Linked DNA regions of Homo sapiens: region 1 is linked to region 2. A link is a contact called in ENCODE Hi-C or POLR2A ChIA-PET data. All regions are on one chromosome and are shown on one strand. The core of a region is the stretch at or near the end of the contact, and the rest is flanking DNA. Distances in the headings are between cores, read along the strand shown. Region 1 overlaps MB21D2 (Mab-21 domain containing 2). Region 2 overlaps MB21D2 (Mab-21 domain containing 2).

What was found. Hi-C counts contacts between places; a loop is a spot of excess contacts on that map. ChIA-PET counts read pairs that join two places held with the same protein, here RNA polymerase II (POLR2A). Pooled maps may share reads with other maps.
Region 1: a pooled map shows a loop between it and region 2 (4-fold over the local background). The contact joins two enhancer-like sites. A Hi-C loop is called at or near these places in 11 of 168 maps with a recorded cell type or tissue (Caco-2, Calu3, GM12878 and 8 more), 8 of 37 single-sample maps with no recorded cell type and 17 of 50 pooled maps. POLR2A ChIA-PET finds 5 or more read pairs at or near these places in 4 of 52 experiments (AG04450, GM12878, activated CD4-positive, alpha-beta T cell and 1 more).

Annotation. Positions count from the first base shown.
Region 1 is chr3:192,861,395-192,866,985 of GRCh38, forward strand. The region is part of intron 1 of MB21D2 (Mab-21 domain containing 2); the gene reads right to left. Among named protein-coding and RNA genes, the nearest start is that of MB21D2, 54 kb to the right of the region's middle. Within about 2 kb of position 3,766, at least 6 of the 41 ENCODE cell types and tissues checked have a DNase peak (open chromatin) inside an H3K27ac peak, as active enhancers do; they include GM12878, where a contact is called at or near this core.
Region 2 is chr3:192,815,465-192,821,531 of GRCh38, forward strand. The region is part of intron 1 of MB21D2 (Mab-21 domain containing 2); the gene reads right to left. Among named protein-coding and RNA genes, the nearest start is that of FGF12, 91 kb to the left of the region's middle. Within about 2 kb of position 3,592, at least 8 of the 41 ENCODE cell types and tissues checked have a DNase peak (open chromatin) inside an H3K27ac peak, as active enhancers do; they include GM12878, where a contact is called at or near this core.

The DNA.
Region 1 (5,591 bases), core at 2,516-5,015, 46 kb after region 2:
GCCTAGAGTAACAGTACAAAATCCTAAAGCCTTTTCCATAGCTATCCCCAAATTACGTCTGGGTCCTGTTCTGATAAGGTGTTTGGGAATAAAGCAGCAGCACAGTGACCTTTAACATAGACCCATTTCGGGCCAGGTGCGGTGGCTCACGCCTGTAATCCCAGCACTTTGGGAGGCCAAGGCGGGTGAATCACCTGAGGTCGGGAGTTCGAGACCAGCCTGACCAACATGGAGAAACCCTGTCTCTACTAAATACGAAATTAGCCGGGCGTGGTGGCGCATGCCTGTAATCCCAGCTACTCGGGAGGCTAAGGCAGGAGAATCACTTGAACCCGGGAGGTGGAGGTTTGCGGTGAGCCAAGATCACGCCATTGCACTCCAGCCTGGGCAACAAGAGCAAAACTCCATCCCAAAAAACAACAAAAAAACAAAAACATAGACCCATTTCTATCATGAACCATGTCTCTACTCTCCCCCCACCAAAATCCATTATCATGCAAGGTGCAATGACAACATTACAATAAAAGTGTTTCAACAAACTGGGGCAACAGGCCAGGTACAGCAGAGTAAAATACAACCACACAAGAGCCAAGCCTTGGTCTTGTGGCCAAAATGCTCAACAGTACAATGCTCAAGGAACACAGTTTAGCAACATTACATGAAACCAACAGTAAATTCAAATGTTTCAAGAGTGTGCTTTGGCGGCCAAGATTGTGTGACTGAAGCTGCATGAACAGAAGCAGACTCCCTGGAAGGAAATGTATCTGCTTTCATCTGTGCTGCTCTTACCACACCTGTTTCAACCAACACCCTGAAAGTTCTGCCAACGTGGAGGAAGTGAGGTAAGGAAACTATAGACTGGATGATGATTTGAAGGAACTGGGAACATTCAGAAAGGAGGCCAGGAGCACCATCTTAAAACCTTAAAGCTCCCTCTCTCCTCTGAAACATAAGTAGGATTGTATTCCATGTTCATTCGAATTGTAGAATAATAGAGACAGCAGGGAGATAAATTTGGGTTCAATAATAATAATTCTCAGAAAGCTGCTGCCCAAATATACAAATTTGCCTCTAGAAGAAGTAACTTCCTCAGGGTGCTGAAACAGAGGCTGGGCGACCATTTAGAGGAGAGACAGGAGTCAAGATTCCATGATAAGAACAATGTACAGTTGTCAGTTGAATTGTGTCCTGCAAAACAGGTATGTTCAGGTCCTACTCCTCCTGCTCCTTTAACTGTGAGTAACAGAGTCTTTGTAGGGTGCTCACACTGAATTAAGGTGGGCCCTGAATCCAATGACTCATACACTTAAGAGAAAAGGGAAAGTCGGACGCGGACATACACAGATGGGAGATGGCTGCTGCGGTCCATTTGGGCTGCTATAACAAAATATCTTAAACTGGTAATTTATAAACAATGTAAATGTATTGTTCATAGTTCTTGAGGCTGGGAAGTCCAAAGTCAAGGCACTGGCAGATTCCGTGCCTGGGGGAGGCTTGCGCTCTGCCTCAAAAAATGGTGCCCTGTTGCTGCACACTCCCATGGCAGAAAGGAGAAGTGGCTCCTTGAGGCCTCTTTTGTAAGGGCACTAATCCCACTGACAAGGGCAGAGACCTCATGACCTAATCACCTGCTGAAGGTTCCATCTCTTAATACTACAGCACTGGGGATTAGGTTTCAATGTATGAATTTTGAGGGGACACAAACATTCCAAACCATAGCAATCATTATAGAGGCAGAAACTGAAGTGTTGCAGCTACAAGATAAGGAACACCAAGGGTTGCCAAGCAGCCACCAGAGGCTAGGAAGAGGCAAGGAAAAATTCTCCCCTAAAGCCTTCAGAGGGAGCACTGGCCTGCCAGGTCCTTGAGTTCAGACTTCCAGACTCCAGAACTGTGAGGGAACACATCTGTTTTGGGCCACCCAATTTGTGGTGATTTGTTACAGCAGCCCTAGGAAACTAACGCATACACAAACACCCAACTCGGTGACATTCTGTCTATATCTACGGGACTAACGGTTGTTTTCCAAGTGGGAATTGTGATGGGGCACTAACATTAATTCTTGAATCAAAAGGAACGTTAGCACATGGTGTAAGTTTAGTTTTTTTTCTTTTTAACTCATTCATACACTTATTAAATATTTACTGAGTACTTAATATGTGACAAAACTTCTGCAGTGCCCTATGAAGACAAGGACGAAGAAGACATGATTCCTGTCCTCAAAGAGCTCACTGTCTACTACAGTCTGTTTGTGTCCCCCCAAAATTCACATTGAAATCCTAATCCCCAAGGTGATGATTATTGGGAGATGGAGCCTCCAGGAAGAGGCCAGGTCGTAAGAGCAGAGCCCTCATGAATGGGATTTCTGCACTTGAGACTTCAGAGCTCCCTTTCTCCTTCCATCAGGTGAGGACACAGTGAAACAACAGCTGTCTGTGAACCAGGAAAGGGAGCTTCGCCAGACACCAAACCTGCCAGAGCCTTGATCTTAACCTTTCCAGAAGCCAGAACTGTGAGAAATTAATTTCTGTGGTTTATAACCCACCCAGTCTATGATATTTTGTTACAGCAACCTGAATGGACTAAGACACTCCCCACCAAGAAAATGTAAAAACATAATGTGACAGATGTCTTTACATCAGTAGTGGATGCTGTGACAGAGGCATTTACAAACACAGAGGTATGAAAAAGTGAAGAATAATCCTCTGTGGCAGTGGGTATCAGGGAAAGCTTTCTGTAAAGTTTACATTTGTGCTAGATCTTTAAAAAGTAGGTGTGCTCCAGGTGAGCAAGGTAGGGAAGTACTTTCTAGGCATGTCAAAAGGCCTTGGCCTAACTCTTCCAGATACAGATAAATGTGGGGAATAAGGAGGGAAGGACAAGAAATAAACCTCAAGAGCTGTGCTGAAGTACCCCAGTTTGTGTGTGAACTGGTCCAGGAAACCCCGCAGGTGCTCAGACAGTCCTCTTTTTAATGTTATCATCATTACTGTTATTGCAGAAATGGGGTCTTGCTGTGCTGTCCAGGCTGCTCTTGAGCTCCTGGCCTCATGCAATCCTTCTCCCTTGCCCTCCTAAAGAACTGGAATTACAAGTGTGAACCACCGTGCTTTTTGTTGTTGTTGTTTTTTGACAGAGTTTTGCTCTTGTCATCCTGGCTGAAGTGCAATGGCACAATCTTGGCTCACTGCAACCTCGGCCTCCTGGGTTCAAGCGATTCTCCTGCCTTGGCCTCCCAAGTAGCTGGGATTACAGACACCCGCCACCACGCCTGGTTAATTTTTGTACTTTTAGTAGAGATGGTGTTTCGCCATGTTGGCCAGGCTGGTCTCGGACTCCTAAGCTCAGGTGATCTGCCCGCCTCAGCCTCCCAAAGTGCTGGGGTTACAGGTGTGAGCCACCATGCCTGATCCCAACTCCAATTTTTAAGAGTCATATTCAGTGACTGCCCTCTCACCCAGAGCACTGTTATTTCTACTATTTCATTTTTAGAGTGACTCCAGTTCCACATTCCTCCTCCTACACTGCTTATATACCCACCTTGCAGTTTCAATGGGAATATTAAAATACTCACAGATGAAAAACCAGACAGAAGACATCTCAGATGGTTTTCCCTCACCCCCAACAGATTTTTAATTCATTCATTTCTCCTCAATCTGGCCTACAGAGAAGGGAGAGGCTGAAATGAAAGTAACAGCTGCTTCTCAACGGTGGAGGAGCATGAGGATGTCAGTGTGTCGCGCTTGACAGCTGTGAACAATCTTAGAACATAATTATGTAACCTCCTGCATGTGGAGCTTTCCACCCTTCCAGAACACTCTCATGTGTCCCTGAGCTTTATTCTTACAGCAACCCAGGGAGCTGATCAGCATGAATGAGGCTGGAAGGAGGCTCAGAGGTAGGTGAACTGCAAGGTAGAAGATGACCCAAGATTAGCCCTCAGTCTCCTGCTCCCAGGATGCTGTCACCTTTCATAGTTTTGCTTGATTTTCATAGGAAGCATGTAGAAGGGCTTGTGGGATTGTATATTGGAGAAATGGTTCAGCAGGAGTATGTAGAAATTCAAAGTACATGCATTAACATTCCACTGGAAGGGCAAGAAGAGCAAGTACTGATTTGCTTCATCTTACAAGTAAGAGACATTTCAGAAACATGATCAAATTAACCACACCTCTGCATTCTGAATTTGGGAGTCCTAAGAAAAGAGTTAAGGATAAAGTGAGAATTGAAGCTGTAAGATGCCTGTGGCTGTGATGAAGCTTAGAGAAGCAGATTTGGTCTACCAGGCCCCCTCCCAATCTTCCCCAACCCCCACCCCATCCTCACCATTCTTCTGTGTTCAACATATGATTGTCTTTATCAGCCACCTTTAAGAAGTTGCTGATCCCTGCCTGTAATCTCAGCACTTTGGGAGGTGAAGGCAGGAGGATTGCTGGAGCCCAGGAGTTTGAGAACAGCCTAGGCAACATAGTAAGACTCTGTCTCTACAAAAAATAAAAAATTAGCTGGGTGTGGTGGCTTATGCCTGTAGTACCAGCCACTCTGGAAGCTGAGGCGGGAGGATTGCTGGGGCCGGGGAGGTTGTTGAGGCTGCAGTGAGCCATGATTGTACCACTGTACTCTGGCCTGGGCAGCAGAGGAAGATCCTGTCTAAAAAAATAAATAAATAAAAAAAAAAGAAGTTTCTGATTCCAAGGGTAATGATGAAATGAACTCATCAGAAACTGAGACTAGAGCCACTGACCCTTGTGTACCAACAGATTTTTCTTCTTAAATATCATTATTTCAAGCTAATTGTTCATCTCTAAGGCTCAGAATTTCCCCAAAATGCTCAGGTTAGGAAAACAACAGCAAACTTTAAATATATACTAAAATTACAATGTACAAGTGTAAGCAGGAATCACATTCTTCCTGAAAGAACTAAAAACATCACTGGCAAAGTCTCTTTAATTTGCTGGGATTAAAAAAACAAAAGAACATCAATTAGATTGCGTCTTCTGGTTAGATCTCTCTTTCTCTGAGAGGGGAACTGACGCAAGGAAATCAAAGAATGTTACATTTAATTAATTTATTCACCTTGACCTACTCCCAGCCCAATATGTATGCTGTTGAGATTTCTTTTTACCTGATTTAGAATGTTAAAGATAGAATGCATCTCAGCATGCATACGTGCACGTGTATGTAGACATGCACGTACACATCCACATTTAATTCTGAATTAATTTATTCTTTCTCAGGTCCCTTAGGTCATAAATGAATTCTAAATTAACATAACTGTCTGGCTTATCCATGAAGACTGCCTGTTCTTGAGGCATGATACATGAAATGTAAGAATATTAAAAAAATAAAAATTGTCCTCACACCAGGTAAAAGATAACTTAGGAGAGAAGAAAGTTCCCATCTTTAGAAGAGGAGACTTAATTGGATTTCTGACCAATTGCTGAAATACCCTCCATTACCATGTGCTCTGACCATCTCTCCCCTCCCGCTTCACACACCTAGAAACTGACATCAAGTCCTACATGAGGAAAAGAATGTAAATTTTCCTTCCTCCCAGAAGGGAGAAGGAATGGGGAAAGCTGTTTTCCCTC
Region 2 (6,067 bases), core at 2,342-4,841:
ATGTTGAAATGCTTTTAAAAATTGAGTCTGCCTCTCTCTCAATTTCAAAGCAGAAAGTTTAACTGCATGAAATCAGGAAAGGCAAAGCTGTCAAGTTAGAGGAAGGAATTTACTGTCTCAGTAATTCTCTAAGATCTTGAAGAGCTGAGATTGGCTACTTTTCAAATCAGGGAAGACAACTTTGGCGGGCTTTTGGAAACATGATAGTAATTGAGATTCAGGAGGGATGTGACAGGTCTCATTCTGTACAATTGGGGAATTCATTCATCTCTAACCACCCAGGTATTCATTTAGTTTGAAAGAAAATGATGTATTTGTGCTAGATTTCTGCTATTTTTTCAGGGCCCGTATCTTCCTCTACCCATCAGATAGGGATGGATTTTTGTCCTCTATTCAATCTCAAGCATAGATAAAGTGATTGCATCACCAGCCGAATCCTTAAGGACAATTGGCGCCCATACCACACTTGGCTTGGGAGCACATATATGGGTCAGTGAGTATCAAGTGTGGAGCTGACTTGGCAGCCAAGCAATAAACCTGCAGTGATGGGCACAATTACAGCTCAGTTCTCAAAACCAAAGATCACACAGTTTGAATAGAGGTGTACAATTTCCAAAGCTATCAATTGTCCCAGGGTTGAATTGAGAGACGACGACAGATTAAATGCAGACAGCTGTATTTATATTGTGTCCCTTCCAAAAGTCCAGTTTGGGTTTTATAGTGAAGTGGCAAAAAGACGAGAGGACAATTTTTTTTTTTAAAAAAAAAGATGGTTCCGACTTGAGAAAGGTTATTAAAGGACTCAGGTGTGCTACGATTGTGAGATGCAAAAATCCCATTTTTAAGATAGTGACAAAAATGACATTTTGTACACAGACCCAAGTCTTGTTATGACAGTAACTTTCAGATGAAAAATTCCATAATTCCAGTCTAACAAGAGGTGGTTTGAGGAGAAACTCTCCAGTAAAATCACATGAAGTTTTCAGTCTTTCCACTAGAGGTCATGCCTTCCTAATTTTTCTTTAGTTGCTGGACTGGCTGCAACCCAAAAAGTAAGGCCTGAGGTTGAACATAAATTTTTAAAATTAATACCTGATTTTACTGGTATGCTTTCAAAGTGAGTGAGAACACAGTGCTTCTTGCCGGTGAATTTCAAATGCCCACATGCTGTTTGCAGCAATTCTACTGTCACGATGGGATGTCACATCGTCGTTGGTAAGATTCACAGCTTTGAGGTGAACAAGGAAGACAGAAAAGAAGGATGCCAGAAAGGATGATGTGGATGCCGTGATAGAAAGATTATTAATTTAGGATACAGGCACGCTTGAATGTGGACCTTAGCTTCATGATTTATTAGCTGTGTGGCATCTGGATAAGTTACTTGACTTTCTGAAACTTCAGTTTCCCCATTAAAAAAAAAATGGGGGTAATATCATCTTTCTCATAAGGTTCTTGGGACACTTAATTGAAACAGTTACATAAAGCTCCAAGCAGAGTTTCTGGAACTTTGCAATCCTGAGAAAATGTAATTGTATTTTTAAAATCACATTCTGTTCACACTTCTGTAGGTTAATGAATAACACTCGTCTTTATCCTGTTATTTGGGCATGTGACTTTTAAAAATAAATATTCCAATACTTTTTCTATCTATTCTATCACTTCCCTCCCTGTTTTTCTTTTAATTTTAGTTTTTATTTAGTAATGTAGTCATGTGGTTCAACATTCAACAGCACAGACGTGACCCTGGAGGGGAGGATCTGTGTTTGAGTCACCCCTTTATTACCAAGAGCTCCTCATGCAGTGCTTTGTAATGCAAGTAACTGTGTGTCAAGTAATGTGGGTTGAGTGGGTGAAACCTCTTGACAACTCTGTCAGCTTTGTAAGGGACAGAAAACACTCTGAATGAAAAGTTAACACAAAGCACCTGGTAGATAGGAGAGAGGGAAGGAGGGAAGGAGGGAAGGAAGAAGGGAAAGAAGTGAGAGAAAGGAAGGGAAAGAAACAGATATACTGATTTTTACAGTTAGTTTTAGCTTAATATAATCTTTTACAGGACTCAATCATGACAGCTAGCATCACTGCAAACAGTAAATCTGTCATCATTAAACAGGTACCACCAGAGCCCTGCACCATCACTCAGTTGACAAATACTTCAGATTCTGTCCTTAAAATGTTTGTGGTGTAGTGTCCTTCCTGCACACCCCATGCCACTGTGTGTCACTGTAACAGTCCAGCCAGGGTCCTCACATCTCTCACAGGGACAACTGCAATACCTCCGAACTACACTCTGTTCCCACCACCGCACCCAGCATAGGCTGCCAGAAGGAGCTTCTTGAAGGATGGGCTCTAATCACATCACTCACCTGCTCAAAATCCTTCCACGGTGCCCCCATCTCCATAGCCAAGGCCTCCCCCACTCTGAGGCCAATCTCCATTTTCGTCCCTGTCTTAACTGCTCCCTTATGTTCTTAATTGGCCCCAGCCCCCAAACGGATCCCCCACAATATGCTAGTCCCCCAAATATGTCCAGTGTTTTCCAGTCCCCAAGCCTCTACTTGTTCTCTTCAGTGTGCCCTCCCTCCTTGCCTGCTGAAATCCTGCCAATTCTACCCACCTAAAAGCTTTTGCCTCCTAACCTTACTCCACAATCATACAAATTATTTCCTGTCCCCCTTCATACAGCATTTGTACTACAGCTATTTGAGCTCATTCTCATGTCTCACATGAGACCATGAGTTTTTTGAAGACAGGAACGGAGCCTTATTCACCTGCATCCCCCTGTGTTCTGTGTCTGGGGTTTAGGCCACTGATATCTAGAAACAGTCTGACCTACTACAGAATATGTCACTGTAACATGAACTGCTTGTACAGGACTGGCAGATAGGAAAATGATGTCAGCACAATTAAAAGTTGGATTGCTTTCACATGCAATTTTCCTAGAATGCTAATATTTTGTACAATCAAGAACTAGCAGCTAAAAAAAATGTACTCAAACACAGAATACAGCAAGTCACAGAGTTCTCAGCTCAGACAGACATGTGGTTCTTGGTTCAGAAAGTATGTGGCTTTTCTTTTTGTATTGTTGCCTATGATCTTACTTCATTGTATCCTTGTCTCCAAAATTCAACAACTTTTCCTTACAATCCATCAAGCCATCTTCAACCATTTTTAAAGGTAAAGTCCTTTTTAGAGTGGTATTTCTTTATCTTTTCGTGTTTCTTTTGCTTTTGTTAATGTCCTGGTTACAAAGTCAAATAGGTTTTGGGGGATATGGTCATAACTCTGCTTTTCCTATAAGTCATGCTGGTTTTTTTAATGCAATTATGCAGAATATGAGGATTTTAAGGAATATATATACTATATTGTTATATAAGTGCCTAGACCAGTGCTCAACTTAACTGGAGATAGAAGGCCAACTGCTGGTCTTAATAAATGAATGATGACAAGGTCCCTCAATACAGTTCCCTTGAATGTCAATTGTTTGAGCCAGTTCTCAATTAACTGAATATCCGAGAGGCAGGAATTGAGTTTTTTTTTTGCTAGAATCTGAACTGCCAATGGAAATGCTCTTGGGCAAGACAGGCTGACCTGACCTGGAATATAAGTGACTCATAGTTTTCCTGGAGAGCTGAGCATGTCTGAAGAATGCTAGATCCCAGGGCTCCTGAAGAGGGAGAGGCCATCCGGGGGCAAAAGTGAAGGGAGAAGAAAAGAGAGATAGGAATCAATGTTTACAGAGTATCTGCTAAGGCCCAGTTATATATTAAGATTTACATGCAAAAATCTTTGAGACTTAATCCTCAATTGACAAGAAAAGAAAGTCAGGCTCAGTGGTGAAGGGGTTTGCCCACGGTGACTAACACAGGGTTGCCTGAATCCAAAACACTGGCTTTTCACGGCAAGGGTGGTTTCCAAACCTAGCACAAGGGCTGGGCCTCCGGAGAAGCCCTGTAATTAGTGGAGGGTGAAGGTGGAAGATGAAGTGCAAGGAAAGAATGTGACAGTCAAGTGAGCAGAACCTGGGCCTCCCACCCCCGCTTCGACCACTTGGATCGGTTTTACTTATTGGGCTTCCTCTTATGCTTCTATTTGAGGGAAGAGTCCTATAGTTTTAAAAGGGAGATGGAGAAAGGGTTAGAAAATCACTGCATCATATCAAGCTGCCTATTTCCCAATTCTGCCTGAGGCTGGCCCCTCAGCAGAAAAATAAATCAGTGCTTACAAAAGATCTTCTATGCAGACCACTGCTGGAGTGGTCCCCAAGTCCCCTCTCTAATCATTCCAAAGCTGTCTAAAAAGACTTTACTTTTCGCCAACTGTACTCACTTGTTCAACTATTTTTACCCATTTCCAGGTACTCCAGCTTGGGAGGCACCTGACATCCATCTGTGAAAGTGCAGGCAGCTTGGAGAGCAGGCCCTGCAGCTCCTGCTCTGGGGACAAGCTCTGCATCCCAAGCTCTGAACCTGAAGCAGGACACCCAGGGCCTAGTCCTGGTGCTCCCTACAAGGGGGTAGGGGAATCAGCTCCTCTCCCTAGGTTTCTGTTTCCTTGGCTACCAAGTAAGTTGGGTGGAATACATGGTTTTTAATGTCCTTTCTGACTTTCAGGACTCTATACATAAATAAGTGTGTTTGTGTTTCTGTGGGGAGAGAAAGGGGAGGGAGATGCGATATTAAGAGTGAGTTTGTATAACAGCAAGTCAGAGCTAAGATGTATAAAAGTACACACCCCCCAGAAACACACAGAGGTGTATGCAGAACCTTCAGACAGATTTCTCTAAAATTTATGAGTATCATGAAACAGATTGTAAAAAAGAAAACTATGACATTATGAACGCTGATCTAACTTAAGCACAAAGAGCAAAGTAGACCTTTAACTCCCCCGAGATAACAACTTCGGATAATACAAAATGTAATTTCAGATCTTTCCAAAGGCCTTTCAAAGTCCAGGGATGAGGTTCTGTGTTGCAGGGAAAGGACTCGTACAGAAGTTTTGTTAAAATGATTAGAAAGAAAATAACAGGCACTGGATTTACAGCCAGTCTCTGGGCAATGAATGATTTGTCACCTTTTTCTTCTGTTATTGATTCTCGCCTATAGACAGACGAGGAATGACTGCTGATGAAAGCGTCTGCGTAGCGGCCACTCAGACTGTGTCAAATATTCCTCCGGCGTCCCGCCCCGGGCTCTCTCTGCAAAGGCCCAACCTCCTCACAGATGCTCCGCTGCCTCGTTCAGCCAGCATCTGGAGGTACAACTTCTGACTACCTAACTCGCGCTCCACCCTGTTTTCCATCCCCCCAAATCTTATTTTCTGACACAGGGGCTCGCTCTGTCACCCAGGCTGAAATGCAACGGTGTGATCACGGCTCACTCCAGCCTCAAACTCTTGGGCTCAAGCAATCCTCTCACCTCAGCCTTTTGAGTAATCAGGACTACAGGCGGTGCCACCACACCCAGCTTTTTTTTATATATATTTTTTGTAGAGATGAGGTCTCGCTATGTTGCTGAGGCTAGTCCCGAACTCCTGGCCTCAAGCCATCCTTCACACCCATCCCTCACAAATCCATTTTAAACAAACAAACAGAACATTACGTACCCTTCAAATAACAATGAACACATCGTTTATTTGACTAATGCTGCTGCCTTCCTGATATTGCTAATGTCACTATCCACCACCACCTGGGCTCTTAATAACATCACTCATTTACTGGGCACCTACTTTGGGCCAAAAGGTTTCTTGTGAATTGTTATTAATCTTTATAATGCCCTCTTATGATGAAGACCTTGAGGTTAAATAAATGCTCAAAGTTACATAGTCAGTGGATCTGATAGCTGAACCAAGCTCTCTGACTCCAAAGGTAGGGTTGACTCACAAACATTTCATCCAGGTCAGTAGTGTGAACTATCCACACCTGCTCCCACCTCATTCCTCAACCTCATCTCACAACTTCGCTATTGCCCTGGGAGACCGCAGAGCACCTGCAGCTTTCAAACACTATGGGATCCAGAAATGAAGGAAGCTGGGAGATCCAGGCACAAGCAGGGAGCACCAAACCTAGAGG